Linked DNA regions of Mus musculus: region 1 is linked to region 2. A link is a loop called in an ENCODE intact Hi-C map of the cell type or tissue named here. Cell type or tissue: heart. All regions are shown on one strand. Links, peaks and the distances in the headings refer to the core of each region. The heading gives the core; the rest is flanking DNA. Region 1 has its middle 86 kb from the start of Gm39223. Region 2 has its middle 24 kb from the start of Gm36670.

What was found. Peaks named below come from ENCODE experiments on the same cell type or tissue, not always from the same donor. Only the 100,000 strongest peaks of a DNase experiment are listed, where the experiment ranks them.
Region 1: it touches region 2 in a loop (4-fold over the local background); 2 of 42 quality-filtered maps call a loop at or near these places.

What each region holds. Positions count from the first base shown.
Region 1 is chr8:91,898,359-91,906,689 of GRCm38, reverse strand. No RefSeq gene overlaps it. Among named protein-coding and RNA genes, the nearest start is that of Gm39223, 86 kb to the right of the region's middle. In heart, for the core only: a CTCF peak has its summit at 5,003; a DNase peak (open chromatin) is centred at 4,979; H3K27ac peaks cover 214 bases.
Region 2 is chr8:91,963,259-91,971,589 of GRCm38, reverse strand. No RefSeq gene overlaps it. Among named protein-coding and RNA genes, the nearest start is that of Gm36670, 24 kb to the left of the region's middle. RefSeq lists an enhancer at 3,287-5,259. In heart, for the core only: CTCF peaks have their summits at 4,408 and 4,612; DNase peaks (open chromatin) are centred at 3,989 and 4,469; H3K4me3 peaks cover 1,246 bases; H3K27ac peaks cover 3,435 bases; H3K27me3 peaks cover 4,443 bases.

The sequences.
Region 1 (8,331 bases), core at 221-8,220, 65 kb after region 2:
TCATTATTCATTTCAGGACCCAAGACATGAGATGGTGCCACCCACATTCATGGTAGAGCCCCTCTCTACAGTTAAACCTCTCTCGAAACTCCCTCAGAGACATCAAGAAGTGCGTCTCAGAGCTGATGATAAGAGTAATAGAGCTGACAATCCACTAGCCATTGCATAATCCTTAGTCATGACTGACAGGCCACGTTGACATGAGCGGATCTGGGACCTGAATGAATCCTGCAAAAGTGAAAGCTACCCCAAGGGACGATGGCTACCCTGATACTGTTTGTTGCTCTATTCCTTACTGTTGGGCTCTTCCCACCGCACACGACACTTGCTGTCAGGAACATCTCTGCGGACTGGCCTTGGTTCATGTTCAAGTATTCTGTAGGGAAGTGACTGGAGGTAGAATCATTGGACCAGTTTCACTTTTAATTTTAGAACTCCTGCCAGATTTTTCTCAGTTAAATTTCTCTTCCCTGGAATAAGAAAGAAGTAGGAAAATGCTGGCAATGAGGGACAAAGTGCAGTGGTGCAGTAATTGCATGGCGTGTCTAAGGCCTGTTTCAATCCTTCATGACAGCAAAAGATAAATAAAAGGTTTTTTTTTCCACATCATGCAATGTTAAACTATTGAAAATTAAAATCAGTTGCACTCTGATGGGTAAACACACTGTTGTGTTGCATTTCCTTGGTAGTTAATGAATCTGAATTATTATTTTCTTTATTTTGATCTTGTGTGTTTGCAAGGATGCATGTGTGTGTGTGCATGTGTGTGTGTTGCTTTAGGTCAAACCTGTCCCCTATGCTGGAGAGGCACTCTTCCACTAAATTCTATTCCTTTATCTGAACATTTAATTCTTTTGTTATGCTAGTCTCTGAAGTCAGGTCATCTGAGGCACAAGGACAGGTCCTGAGCTTCCACAACTTCCTCTGGATTGGGGTCATGCCCTGCGTCTTCCTGTTACTACCGATTCATGGTGACACTGTTACCTGATTGGTCGAACTTTGATGCTCTGTGGTAGAAGTCTAACAAAACCACTGGCATTAGCCCTGACTTTCTAGTCTTTTTGGTTCCAACACAACTATGATTTCTTCAACATTTTAATCAGGATAGACTTCTTGAGGAAGAGTCTAGAGTGGCTGGTAGGGTGCTCCTGAGAAGAGAAGCCATTCCAGTTGACAGGGTTGGATAGCACAATGTGGACTCCCCATCCCTCTACACATACCTCTTTCTGGTTACAGAACCTCATTACAAAATGAGCTATTAGGCTGACAGCCCAATTCACCAGGGCTGGGCTCCCCGGGACCCAGTGTACCCCAGAGAACTGGCACCAGCCCCAAGAGAGGGCACAGCCGTGAAAGCTAATGTTACAGGTAATTCTGGCAATTAAGAACCACATTCAATTAAATGGATTTGTATCTCATTACTTGGGAGGCCCAGCAGTCTGGGGTTGGTCCCCAGTGGAATTAGGCACCAAGGACTCCCAGTTCTTAGCCCAAGATCCCCATCGTTATCTCCAGTCCAAAAATGTCCTTCCCCACCCTGTCTAGCAGCTCATGGCAAGACACACGTGCCTTGGATCATCCCAGTGTGCCACGCCTCTACCCACAGTTTGGCAGAGCACACTGAAAGTATAACCTTGAATCCTACAGAATCCTTGTCTACAGGAAAAGAAACTAAAACCATGAACTATAAAACCCGACTCACTGCTCTGTTAACTCAAAGCCAGAGAGCCCGAGATCCACACTCTCTCGCTTACAGCAGTCAACACTGGAGTTTTGTCTGCTAGTTGTGTGTGTTCTTGTCCAGCTGGACCACTATTTTCTTACTATTTCCTCACTGGGAAGAGTTTTCCTCTGGTGGTTAGACTTGGGAAATCACCCTGGGGCTGGGGTACACACTGAGCATGTTTACTTAGGTATTTGTGTATGATCTGAAAACAAGTGCCACACAGTGCCATGCACCCCTCGAGCATTGTCTCATTGACTGCCAGGATTCCACATTGAGCCTTACTTGGAAGACAATGGAGGAATATGAGGCTGATTCCAAGGAGGAACAGCCCCACCTCAGGCCTTCTCTCTAGCTGGGAGCAGGGATGTGAGGGACAGAGAACCCTCAGTATCCCCTGAGCCGGGACTCCATCTCTTTCCTTTCTCCTTCCCTCACCATTCTTTCCCTTCCTTCTTCACTTCCTCTTTCCTGTGTTTTATCTTCTCTCACTCTACCCTTCTCTTCCCCCTTTACTACTTCCCTTTCTTTTTCTCTTCCTTCCTTCTTTCCTTTCTTGTCTGTTTGGTCTGGGGACAGAGTCTTGCTATGTGGCCCAGGCTAGCTTCAAACACTTGAGCTTCCTGCCTCTCCCTGTGTCCCCCTAAATACTAGATGTGCAGGCTAAATTGCTCCCTAGCTTTCTAGACTTTGCAGTGCTTGAGCTTCAGTGTCTGTCTATATATTGATGAGAGCATCCTTCCTATAGAGCTGTGTGCCAGGTGAGTAGAGGAAATAATAGCCCTGTTTAGATAGTGGGGTTGGGGGTCAAGAAGTGTAGAAGTAGGCCATAACCCTGTGCCTGCTTATAAAAATTCAGGGCATAGTTCGAGGAAGGACCTGCTACTATTCAATAACTGTGTTTGCACCTTAGGCTGGTTGTCATGCAAGGATTAGGCAGATCTTCAGCCAATATTAAGCTTCTGCCTTGGGTTCAAGTCTCTACTAGGTCAAACCATAAATCCATTCCAAAGTAATAGCCTCAGACCTGTGGTCCATCCTCACCCCCATTGTCCATCTCCACATGAGAAAGGCAACTGAGCCAGAGCACATGGATACCACCCTCTGCATAGTCCCGGACAATCCAGGCTCATCCACTGACTTTGGCAGCAACTCTACCAAGCCTTCCTAAGGAACCTTCTCCTTGCTGCCTTTCAGGGTGGGAGTGTAGACAAAGCCGTTAATGATGTTATTTGTGATCTGAGGCACTTTTTCTTGGGGACCTCTCCTCCATTAAAAAAAAACCTTCTGAAATATATTTTACAACTTAGTTGATCTAAAGACAGAATCCATCCTGCATTCACATTACATGTTTATTCTTATTGCTTTCATCTTTTCTTCTAATGAGAATAAGTTAACATCAAGACAGTTTATAATGAGGTGCCATGAAGCTAAGGGTAAGCTGTCTCCAAGACAGAGTGAGGTAGCCATGCTCATGGGGCCATTCCAGGGAGAACACCCTGGGAGAGGACACACCCAAGATCACTCTCAGGAGCTCCAGGACTGTTGAATTTGTGAAAAAGCTGGAAAAGGGTTTTGTCACCTGGTCTGCAGCCCAAACAAAGTGAGGAGATCACTGGACATCTCCATCCTGGGAACAAATCTGCCCTCAAAGCCACACGAGCCTCAACAGACTTCCAATCAAGAAATATGCACCTCAAAGGTGTGATGGTCAACTTCAGTTGTCATCTAATCACGAGGCAAATGAGTCTCAACAATAACTTTCTGGATTAGGTTGGCCTATGAGTATGTCTGTGAGGGATCTACTTAACCCAGTCAATTGACATGGGAAGACCTGCCCACTGTGGGTGACAACATTCCTTAGGCAGAGAATCCAGGTCTTTGTAAGAGCAGAGAAAGGGCCCAGGTAAGATGGCTCAATGGACAAAGGCACACAAGCACACACACACTTGCATACAGAGCAAATAAATAATTGCAATAATAACAAACACACAAATTTAGAAGGAGAGAAAGTGAGCACGCCCATATGTGCATTTGTTTTCTTCTTACAGTGGGTGGAGCACAGCCACCTGCTTCAAGCTCATTGCTTTGACCTCCCCACCATGATGCTCTCTTCTTTGAGCTTCCAGATGAGAGAAAGCTCAACCCTGACTTCCTTAAGTTGCTTTTTGTCACAGTTGATTGTTTTTGTTTTATAATCATCAGAGCAACAGAAAAAGAAAGGAAGACATCCAGCAATCATCAATGCAGCTTAGGGCGGGTCATTGTCAGCCCCAGCTCTGAGCAAAACATGTCATCACTGGTTGTTGCTTAGGGCATCTTTGCCAGATGAAAGGGGCAAAGCCAACTCAAACTGCTTAAATGAAAAGGAGGGATGAGGCCCAAGGCTTCAGTGCCTCAGAGAAGCCCAAGGCAGGAAAATAGACTTTCTTCTGGAAGGCCTGGACAGTAACCAGAAATCTAGGGTGGAACGGCTCTCTGTCCCCCATGCCTGGGGATAGTCTCTTTCCATCCCCCACTGCTCTGCAAACCAGTCTCAACTGCCATAATGTCTACAGGGCAAATGGCTGCCCCAGTTCTACAATGTACCATCTGGGGGCACCCATGACTCCTCCATATCTGCTTCATCTTAAATTCCTATCCTGCAGGAGTCACAAGACTAGCATCTCAGCTTGAATTACCTACCAGGGTGGCAAGGATATCCATGGCCAATAGCTCTTCTGGGAGCCTTTGTCCTATGTATGAAAATACAGTTCCTACAGAAAGTCCGAAGGAGCCAAGGCCTCTCAGATAGCCACCCACTCGAACCATTTGAGGGTTATGAGTGGGTGTCAGGAATGCATGTTAATCTCTGGCTGAGTGTACCACAGGAGGAGGCAGACAGACCATCATGGCACAGCTGTAGTTATGAATGTCGCCACAGCCCCTCAACCAGAGTGTGACATTTACCCACTGGCTACCCCTAGGGTCTTAGTCACAAACACACATTGAGGACCAGCTTATATCTAACCCTGGGGCTTCAGACTCATGGTGAGGCCTGGACTCAACATGACTCCAAATCTTGGGATACCTCCCTTGCAGGCACCCCTTCTCCATGGGCTGCTGGGCAAGAGGCAGTAAGGTAAGACTAGATTCTGGCTGTGCAGTCTGTGATCCAGGCAGTCTGTGACCCAGGCATCTCCCAGCCAGTGGCTCAGCCTGGGCAGTGGCTGGGTCTCCAAGCCAAGAAGCTTCAGCCAACATACCAGCAGCCCAGACGCTGAGCAGATGACGCCGCACTGCTGCCATCTCTCTCAGGGAGCCTGCCAAGTCCCCAGGTCCAGCCAGGGCTGACATTTAAAGCAACGTGTGTGTCAACCATATTAAACCATACGCCAAGCTGTGGGTTATTAAACGCGGGGGCAAATTGACCACAGCAATTAAACTGAGATTAGAAAGAGAGACGACCAGAGTCTCCGGATGGGAAGGCTCTGCAACCTGCAGAACCTGAGCACTACATCCCAGCTGGAGGAGCACACACCTCCAAGGAAACTCACCTAGCCTTCCAGCCTACCATCACACTCCCACCCCACCTCCCACCTGAGTTTCTTCTTTTACTAATCTGGTTTGCTCATGGAGACTCAGCTCAGCTCCTGTCTGACATCAGGAAGTTTCAAAGACAGGGAGAAGCAGACAATACGCCCCCAGTGAGGTAGCTGTTCTGTTGTGGCAGGTTGTTCTCTTCATCCTCACAGCACCTTCTCAGCATGTATCATTCACAGACCTGAGGGTAGGGGAAGGTTCCTCAGAGAGTGTTCTAGAAGCACAGAGTGCTTGCCCTCAGCCCACCAATGTCAGGCAGCAAAAAGAGGGTTCCAGATGGGGCCAATCTTACACCACGTAACTAGCTAGAGCACAAGGAAAGAAGATGACACCCTGGCACAGAGGGTGCCACCCCCCATCTCAGAAAGAGCAGACTCCCTTTTGAGTCACTGGATCTGGCTGTCTAGAATACAAGACCACGGTTTTCTCAGCTTTGTATTGGCTTGCCCCAGACCTTCAGGCATAGCTTGGTGTGAGGGGGGTTGAAGCAGTCTTTCGGGGAAGGCTCTGATGCCGGAGTATGGCAGAACTGCATTTTTTTCACTCCCAAAGGGTCCCCAGGCCCCACAGCTGACCTGGCTAGGTAGCTCGTGGTTCCGAGAGCTGCAGGAGACTGGGTTTAGTGATGGAGGACACGGGACTTATGGAGGCAATCTGGTTCAGGTTCTGATCTCATTTATTGCACACTGGATGACTTTTCTATGATGACCTCTGCCTGGCCCCAGCTTCCTCTCCTGTGAAATGGCTCATTATAGCCATTGGAGTGAATGGCTCATGCAAGCAAGGACCTGGCCAGGAAGGGGCACTTTGCTGAGCAGTTATCTGTGACCTCTAGCATGCAGGGATGAGCATGCTAGCTCTGTCCACTGCATGGGATCCCCAGTAAATTCACTGTTCCCAGAATAAAGTCTCAGTTGTCCATCCACCTGCCCACCTGTCAGCCTGTGGTCTGTCCCCTGTATGAACGCTCCTCTAAAAGTACTTGGAGCCTTGGGTTTCCTGCTGGGACTCTGACCTCTCACTCTCTTGCCAGAGCCCCATGTGTCACATTCACCAGGGTGGGAGAGCAGAGAACTTCTTGGCATTTGACTTTTAAACGATGATGCACCCCACAGGCTTGCCCTGGATGGCAAACAGAGGATCCTGTGAACAGAGGATCCGATGATCTCTTTGTGTTCCCATTGCTCCGTGAGTGTGCACCCCGGGTATATGATAAGGAGCCAATGCTTTGAAGAAAAGCCCACTGGGAAGCAACCTTCTCGAAGCAAGAGGTTCCATGATTGTTGTGTGCTGACTGAGGGGGCAACTGTATCACTTTGTCTCATCATAAAAGTGCTCGAGAGCTGGTTGAGGGAGCAGTTTCCATTTGTGCTTCCTGCAAGGCTGAAACGAGTCTCTCCCGGGATCCAGTCCAAGTAGCCCACTGTTGGATGAGATGCATGAGCTCATAGGCCTCAGCTCTTGGCCTCAATCCTAACCAAACTTTCTGTGCTACCCCCATTCTTCCTTCCTCTGCTCCTTAAAGTGGAGGAGGGGAGCGGAGGGAAACCATCTTGTTTTCTGGAACATTTATCTTTATAAATTGCCAGAAGAATCGTCTGGTTAAAAGGCGATCTGAGCAAATGGTGCTATAATAATGTGTCTCAGGATGGGGGAAATAGTAGAACCCAAAGTGCCAAGCCCATTTGTAAGTGGACTCCTGAGATTCAAGATATCATGACTCCAACCCTTGACACTATTAATGACACTATGTTATGCTTGCAGACAGGAACCTAGCGTAACTGTCTCCTGGGAGGCCTCAGACAGCAGTGGATAGAAAAAGATGCAGAAACCCAAAGCCAAACAAATGGAGGAGCTCGGGGAGTCTTGTGGAAGAGTAGAGGATAGAATTGAGAGAGCCAGAGGGGTCAAGAACACCACAAGAAGACCTACAGAGTCACCTAACCTGGGGGCTCACAAAGACTGAACCACCAATCAAAGAACACGTAGGGGCTGAGCCTAGCCCCCCCTCCACATGGTCTTCATGTGGGTCCCTAACACCTGGGTCCCCCAGCCCAGGGGGGTGATTCCAGGGATGTGATTCTGTTGCCTGCCATCGGACCCCTTCTCCTAACTAGACTGCCTGGTTGGACCTCAATGAAAGAGGATGTGCTAAGTCCTTCTCGGTCTAGATGTCCCAAAGTGGGGTGTACCCAAGGAGGGATTCCCTTTCCCTAAGTGAAAGGGAAGGAGGAATGGTGGGAGGGATTTTGTGAGGGTGGGAATGGGAGGAGAGTAGAGATGGGGGTCAGAAGAGTGGGTTCAATCAGGATGTAAAGTGAATAAATAAATTAATTAATCCAAGTAAACAGAAGATATTACAAATCAATTTTGGAGAGTATTCATATTTTTTTTTAAATTATGAGTGCTCAGAAAGGATGAGGAATCTCTTCCCTAAACTGTGTAAGTTGCAGCTGAAAATTTCTTGGCTGAATCCATGGGATATGGATTCGGTGCTTGGGAAAGGGAGTGGGGGATCCTCAGGCTATCTCCAGGCTTCTCGAGTGCCTACCCCAATCACATTGGTCCTGGTTCAAAAGAACCCCAGACTCTACCTACACTCTGGGTCACAATCCATCTGCCTCTTAAGAGACCTACCTAGTAGGACCTTGCTCTCAGCTAGCTAGCAATCTGGAAGACCTATGGCAAGCTAACCCATACTAAAATATGACTATTTGATGTGTCTGCATGTGAATGAGAAAGACACTTTCATCCACATCCTGTGGGAAGAATCATAGACACCAGTGGACTGTACCACTGATGGTTTACCGAGAGCCTCTGAAGGTGCCATCCTGGCTACAATCCAACCAAAGTGGGACATTGAACAAGCTGCATTTGCTGCCTGTGTTCCTGGTTTCCAGGAGTTGGTTGAAAAATGGCCTCTTGTGGCTCTTTAACCCAAAAGTTAATTCCTTGCTTCTAAATTCCATCACTTACTATTCAGATAACTTTAAAATAAGACCCTGAGCTCAGCCTTATTATCCATC
Region 2 (8,331 bases), core at 16-8,015:
CAGCTCAGGCAGGATAGTCCCCAGCTGCAAGATGACGAGAGCCTTCCTGAATTATGATGTCCTCCTCTGTGAAATGGGACCTCCTCAGAGCACACCAGCTCCCGAGGTGCTTACAGAGAGTAAAGTGGGCATAGTACTTAGGAAAGTGTCTGGCGCTTGACTAGCATCCTGTAATTTTTTTTATGGACTATAAACTTTATGACAACTTAGCCTAACAGGCTGGATGCCAAAGAAAGAGACTCCGTCTCTTGTTTAAGATGTCTGTTTTCAAAAACAGCTTTGTAAAGGTTACAGTATCTGAAATGTTACAGACTGTAATAGCTGTTGATCCTAACTCTTTCACTAATCAGAAGACACTCAAGGACAAGATATATGCCGTTGCCAGTCCCACCCCGTGTGTGTCACCCAACACCTGGTGTAGTGTGTGCCCAATAAGTGATGACTAGACAGGTGAGCCAGTAGCAACATGGTTCACCAGCCTCTGCTCTCGTCAGTCTTCATCACTATGGTAAACACTTAAGAGAAACAGTTTAAAAAGAAGCATTCTTCATGGCTCCTGATTTCAAAGGACACATTTAGCCAGTAGTCTCTCGGTCCGATGACCATGGGTCTTCAGTAAACACCATTGATGGAGAAGGAGTGGTAGAGCAGAGACTCTCACCTCACCTCAGCCAGGAAGCGGAGAGGGAAGCAGGCCCTTGAAGGCATGACCCCCCATGACCTCTTTCTTTTAAACAGTCTGTGCCTCCAGAAGTTCCCAGCGTTTCCCATAATACCATTGGATTAAGAATCCATCTAGGATTAATCCATTGATTAGGTCAAAGCCCTCACAATCCAATCACCTCTCAATGATTGGATCTGCCAGCCAGGGACCAAGTTGTCAACACATGCGCCTTTAGGGAGATAGTTCTTATCTGACCCATAACAGCCTCAGTAGGCAAAATTTACCATCTTTAAAATGTGAGTCCTTCGGCCCACCCTTGACACACTGGACCACAATCTCTGCATTTTGAATAGATTTTAGCATTGAAAGCCTTGCATGTGAGCTTGCAGATAATTCTGTATCCAGAGAAAAATTATTTCTAGCCCTTGACTAGTTTCTCACGAGTACTTGGTATTTGATGAGTTATTGACCAGATGAGTTTATCATGTCTGGTGGTAGCTGAGGGATTTTCATGTTCATTTGGCCCCAGGAGATGAAGACCCATCAGATGCTCCCTGCTACAGGTCCTGGATACTCTGGTGCTATGCCTGGTTTCCAAAAGGAGGGGACCACAGTCTTCTGTGGAAATTTCATTTCCCCTACTGCTCCTCCAGCCTCCTGGGGCCACCTACTGTCACCCAACCTCTGAATGCACTCCTTGTCTCATTGATAGCACTCAACACACCACTTTCAAGCTCAAGGTCAGGGTCATTTCTACAATCTCTCGTGGCCATACTGTGCTTAACAGAGCCCCGAGGTTGCAGGCAGTGGCCTGCTGGACTTCCAGTCTAGCAGTTCCTTCTACATTATTGATCCTTTTTTTTTTCTCTTCTGAGCATCACTTTTCCCTTGGGCCAAAGGACTTTGAACCCTGGCTTTTAAGGCCACTCTCCCACTGTTTACGTAGACTCTTTCCTCTAGATTCAGTCTATGCCCACTTCTCCCCCTTCTCCTGAGATCTGCCGTACTTAGCGAATTTAATCTCATAAGAACTGACTCTGACAGTACTTTATTACAATAAAAAGAGCAGCTGACTGGAGACTCAAGCGTGCTCACCTGTCATTTGGGGATGGGCAGCAAGGTTGGCTGAGTTGTAGTCAACTTCTTTGCCATCTTAGTTTTGCTTCATAAACATTCTTTCCGCTCTATGAAGCTGCTTTTAAAATATTAAGGCTTTTTGGACTGTGTTCAAATGAAAATTAAATGGCTAAGTGGATATATTCAGTGATAGCTGATGTCTGTATAGAGTGCTTTCTCTGTCCCCGCACCTCCCTCTTCCTTCTTTCTGACCGGATCTGGCCATTTTATATAATTCTGACTGGGCTCAAGTTTTTAGTCCTCTTGAGTGCCAGGATCATAGGCTACACCATTCTGCCTGACTCTGGTGGAACCTTTTCTAATACCAAGAAGGATCATGGGCATCGTGTGCACAGTAATTCCATGGAGCCATCAAGCATGCTATGGACACCCATACCACAAGCTGGTATTAATCCTGTGTCCATTCTACAGATGAGACTAATCGAGGGAACACTGAAGCACACTGCTCTGGGTTAAATAGCTAAGAAGGACAAAGTTTAGATTTGAACGCTAGGCCTCTGGCTCATGAGGCAGCTATAGAAATGTTCTGATTGCCGGTTTCTGGCATAACCTTTGTTCCTATTTCCTTCCTTACACGGGAGATATGCCTACAGGCAGAGACACAAACAAAACTATCCTTGTTGAAAGGGAGGCCAGACCAGTTGGACTAGCCAGGACTGAAAACTTCTTAGCCCAGTTTCCCAGGAATGATGAGAGACTGCAGCCGCCCCTCCCTAGCTCTGTGCCTGGGTTCCACAGACGCCCTCCAGCACCCAAGTGGCTACCTGCTTCAGCTCAGGCCCTAAATTGGCCATACTCGCCTGGGTCCAAGGAGCCTTCTTTTCTCTCTGTGTGGTGGTTGGACAGATATCACCAGCAGATGAAAGCGGGGGGTCCAACAAAGGGAAAATGAAATTTCCCTTGAGCTATTTGCCCCGGCTGACTCACCCGAACCTCCCTTCCCAGGATGAAGAAGAGTTCTGATGCTCTGATGTTGAGAGCATCAAAGGCTGATCCCCTCGGCTGAGTAGTGACACTTGGAGGCTCAGCAGCCAGGCCTCCAGAACACCACTCCCCCTGCTGCTGAAGCCAGACCCTTTGAATGTCCCCCGCGTCATTGACTACCACCTCTGCCCGGACTTACCTGGCCTGCCTCCTGCTCCTCTTCACCTGTCTCTGATGCCACCGTCTGACAGAGACAGCACCTCTAGAGCCCTGCTCTGAACCTGCCTCAGAGTTCAAAGGTCATGGAAGGAGTGCCCCAGCAAACACCGGCCAGCTTCTCTTTCCAGTGATGCGTCCAGAAAAAGGTCGTTCCCAGTAGCTACATCTTGTCTTCCTAATTTCAGTGCCAGCCATGTTCACTGCTGATATTTCATCCATCCAAAATAAATAAATAAATAAATAAATAATAAAAAAATTTAAAAAGCAAAAAGATCCAGATAGAGATGGATGAACCACACACAGCAGAGATGCTCACAGCATTAAGATTCTGTGGATGAGCTCATGTGTCTGGTGCTAACGCAGACTCCAGTCTTTATGTGGCCCTGTCACACACACACACACACACACACACCCCGCACCCTCCTCACGGCAGGATCGCCATCACCTTTCTCTCTCAGAGACTTTTTAAAGCATCTCTCTGAATTAAACATAAATTCTGAGCTGCTTGCAGCGTTTCTCTTAAAACACAAGGGCCTCGAGCTGGTGGTGAGTAGAATTCAAACCCTGCTTCCGAGCTAAACGGAACGCTGAGAGATGGCTGGGAACCCGTTTAGACAGGAGCAGTGGCTGGGTGAGATGAGGGGCCTCTCTTTGAGATTTGGAGAAGACAAACATGTGCTTTCCTCCTTTCCCTTTGTTTTTAGAAATTAGGATAGCTTTTCAACACATTGCCCTCTGCTACTCGGAGTGAACGGTCGGAGCACGGCTTTTATTCCCAGCTCACTAAGTCAAGTAAATAGAAGCTTACAGCATGGAACGAGGAGTGATAAGCAATTCCCACTGCTGCGAGTTCTTAATATATAAATTCATCCCGCAGCACTTGAGTAGCAACTGGCAAAGCCAGAAACAATGGAAAGCCGCCAGGCCCGGCTCCGACGAGGTCAACCATCAAGGTTATCTATACGCAATTACTGGTATCTACAAACTTGCATAGCTGTCAGCTGGTCAGAGCCCAGATGAAAACTCACCATGCGCTCGGAAAGCAAATATAGTTTCTGAGGAGAGCCTCAAATTAGCTCCGTGAATGACTTGGCTTCCAGCGTGCACCAGCCGGCCCGCCTTTGGGGAACATTTCTGCAGACAGTTCTTCAGTGTCTAAATTTGGGCATTATCTTACAAATCTCTGTTCCCGAAGTAGGAAAGAACTGGAATTGCTCCTTAACCCTCAGCGACGATAAATTATATCACTTAACAATAGATAAACTCGGGACACTTTTCCTGTGCGGAGCGCCTATTGTGAAGCACTTTCTAATCGGCGGCATCTCCTCTCCCCGGTCGGCCCCACTAAAGACCTGTCGGTGGGGAAGAGACACAATAATTTGTTTTCTAGCTCCTCCTTCAGTGCCATCCATCATGTGAGGACACAAGGCTGCTCGGCAGCAGATATGGATCTGCTTCCGCTGGAGTTCCTCTTCCCATCGGACTCTGCCAAGGGGTCGTGTTTTCAGAGCCGTGCTGTGCTTCCAGAGCCTGGAAATGAGGCCCCTGCCCTCCCTGGCCGGCGTGGAGACAGGAGAAAGGGCAAGTCATGCTGTTGTGCTAAAGGAGGCTTCTGGGGGCAACCCCGCATCCTCCAGCGTCTGCCCCATAGGTCCGTGTGCTAACGGTTTCACCCCCTAGGGGGCGATGTTAGGAGGTGGTGGGATCAGTAAAAGATGAGGCCTGCTGGAGAGCTGCCTAGTCATTAGAGAGAAGGAATTGTGAGACCCTGGCATCTTGTCTCTTTCCTGTTTTTGGTGGAGTTTTGTTTTGTTTTGTTTTGTTTTGTTTTGTTTTGTTTTGTTTTGTTTTGTTTTGTATTTAGTTTTGTTTGCTGCTTCCTGGCCAATGAGGTGGGCAGTTTGTCTCACTGAGAGAGAGTTCTGGCTATGATATGCCTCAGACAGTCACTGAAAACTCACAACTATGAGCCCCAACAACGCTTTTTCATCTAAACGTTCATTGTGCTTGTTCTTTGGGTAGTGAAGGGGAACTAACTGGCCGCCACCACAGCCCTAACCATGGTCTTTGCTGGCAGCTATCTTCCCACCAGGACCTTCCAGGGCCCCCACAGAGACGTTCTTTGTATGAGGGGGGGTTAATCAAGGCCCCAGTGATTTTCAGATTATCTGCAAGAGGCCACACATTGGAAGTAGATTAAGAATCAGCTGCCTTTGATCTTGTCCGTGGACCATTTGAACTGTGACTCCATTTCCACTCTGTCCCTCTCACCTTTTTGGTCATCTTTTGCTGACATCTCTCCTCCAGTCCTGCTCAAGCCTTGAACGTTAGCTGTGGGTTCACTCTCCCTGAACTACAAAATTAAGGACTGTGACACATCTACAGTATAACCTTCACATTAATCTGCCTAGGTTTTATGTCTTAGGGTTTTACTGCTGTGAACAGACACCATGACCAAGGCAAGTCTTATAAAGGGCACCATTTAATTAGGGTTGGCTTATAGGTTCAGAGGTTTAGTCCATTATTATCAAGGTAGGAGCATCGCAGCATCCAGGCAGGCATGGTGTAGGCAGAGCTAAGAGCTCTACATCTTCATCTGAAGGCTGCTAGTGTAAGGCTGGCTTCCAGGCAGCTAGGATGAGGGTCTTAAGCACACATCCACAGTGACACACCTACTCCAACAAGGCCACACCTCCTAATAGTGCCACTCCCTGGGCCAAGCATATACAAACCACCACGCTTTGGGATGGAGGTTTGGTAATGGTTTTCTTCATACGAAATGATTTTACATGGGGCCACAGAGCGAGGAAAAGGCCAGAGGGAGCCATGTCTGTTCCAGCTCTCAATCAGGGCAGCTCGGGCTTCTGGGCCCAGGTAGATGGGGATTTCATCTATGTATGTACAACTGTAAAGGTTGCCCGCTGCACAAGATCACACCTGAGAAATGACATTTACGTCACTGCTTTTAGAGACTTCTATATTTATGATGACAGTTTTCTGGCAAACGACAACTGGAACCCTTAGATCTGCAGGCTCTGCCATCTCCAGACTCAACCAACCAGGATGAAAAAAGAAATTCATTTTCACAAAGTTCCAAAGAGCAAATCTTGGCACTGCCTGATGCTGGGCACTCTGTATGAACGGCAAGCCTTACTCAGGCTGCTGCTGCCTGCTGCCTGCCTTCCCCAGTCCAATGCCTCAGTCTCCATCGAGCACCGTTTGCATTTGCATCGTGCACGTGTAGTGGACTGAGCAGCGACATTTTTCTCACTATTACTCCCTAAGTGATGTGAGACAATTGTCATTTCCACAGCATCAGTGCTGCATTGAGGCTAACCAGTAACTTAGAGCTGATGAAAAGCACCAAAAAAAAGATGCAGTTATACAGATATTGTGCCAAATTACTGAAGGGACTTGACTAAGCACCTTCAGATTTTGACCCAGGGCGGGTTCTGGAACCATTTTTCACAGATAACAAGGAATGGCTGTAATGAGTTTCAAAAGTGCAAAGGGTGTACTGAGAAAGGGAGCTTTTATTTCAGTCAGCAAAAAGATACTAAGTGGGCAGGGACTGCCCTGCAAAGGACCCCACTCCTTCCACTGATACCTGCATAGCTACACTATAGATTGCCTTCCACGTATCAGGGAGGGTGGTCATGATCGGATGAGCTGTTCATGAATTTCTCTTCTCCTGCTGGATCTCTTTGTGCATCTTTGTATCCCAGTACAGAGCCCAGCATCCAGCTTTGGTTGGATGGATGGATGGATGGATGGATGGATGGATGGATGGATGGATGGATAGATGGATAGATGCATGGATGCATGGATGGATGGGTGGGTGGATGATAGATAGATAGATAGATAGATAGATAGATAGATAGATAGATAGATACTGCATTCTTCAATGGCTACCTCAGCTTTTAGTATGTAGCAGGTTAAAACCAAATGTACCAATAAGCCAAGCCAACTCAATCCGTATTTAGGCAAAACAGATTCGCTATACAGAAGGTGCCTCCTGACCAGCAGGCACACTTTCTCTCCCACAGCCCAGCCCTGAGCGTTTGAGGAAGAATAGTGTGCTTTGCTGCAGGTTTCAGGGGTCAGTGGGGAAGAAGCTGCTGCAACCAATCGACAGGGACAGTTTGGGTGGGGGAGGGAGGGGAGCTGTTCTCTCTTCGGTCTTGGGATATACTCCATGTCCTTGCCATCGCCATCGGAAGTGCTGGCAAACGCAAGAGAAATAGTTCAGCAGTGGGAAGATCAGGGACTCTGTGAGAGTCCACAGGGGAAATTTCAGAAATTTCAGGATAACCCTCCCTTAGTCAGTAGAAGAATCGGCCTCCTCTGCCTTCCTCCTCAGAAAAGACCAAGGCCTGGCATTTCCTTCCTTTGCTTCCTTGGGATCCTCCCCAGTCCAGCTGCTTTTACAAGGGGTCAGAAAGTGTTCTGATGACCTCAAAGAGCAAAACCACCCACTGCCACCCCACGTTAGAATGCATGACTGGTCATGTCTGAGTATGTGTTTGTACAAATGTATCGGACCAGGACACATGTGTTGAACTCTGAGCAGGTATGTAGCTCTATGATAGGGACATGGGAGTGTGCACCTAGGTCTGGCCTTCCAAGTCACCACCCAACTGAAATATTAGTATTTTTAATGAACAAAGGTTTTTTTTTTTTTTTTTTTTTTTTTTTTTTACAAATCATTTGGCCATGGAACCAAAGACATAGGCATAGAGAGAAGAAGGGAAGGGAGGAAGGCTGGTCCAAATCCCAAATCTCTCTAGAGTAAGAAAAGACAGCAGAACAATGGAAGTGAAGCCACATGCTTAGAATCCCAGCGTTCAGAGGTTTAGGGGGAGACACCCAAGAACATTCTGGGCCACACAGGGAAACCCTGTCAAAGGAGGGCGTGGAGGAGTCAGGGGAAAGAAAAGGAAAGAAAACAGCATCAGGACCATCCATGAGAAGAGTTCATGCTCTGCCAAGGACAGCTCACTTTCTCCCACAGGCCATACACTTGCTGTGTGCTGCTGCTCTCTGGATTTTATCAACTTAACCCTCATCACAGCCCTCTGGGCCAGATGCTGATGCCAATGCAGAAGGGGCAGAGCAGGAATACACACACCAAAATGGCTGTTGACTCTAAGTGACTTCTTCCTAGCAGCAGCAGCATTTCAGTGCTGCTGAAAATGATGCTCTCAGGCTGGGGAGGTTGGGCATGGAGAGGACATTATCATGATAATGAAATGAAATGGCATCGGTTGCAGTCATAGAAATGGCGGTGGCTAATGACATTTGTGTTGATTGGAGTATTAGTATTGGTTGGTTACAATGACAGTTTTGGAGACAGCAGTGGCAACTGAGATGCAGTAGTAATATTGCTG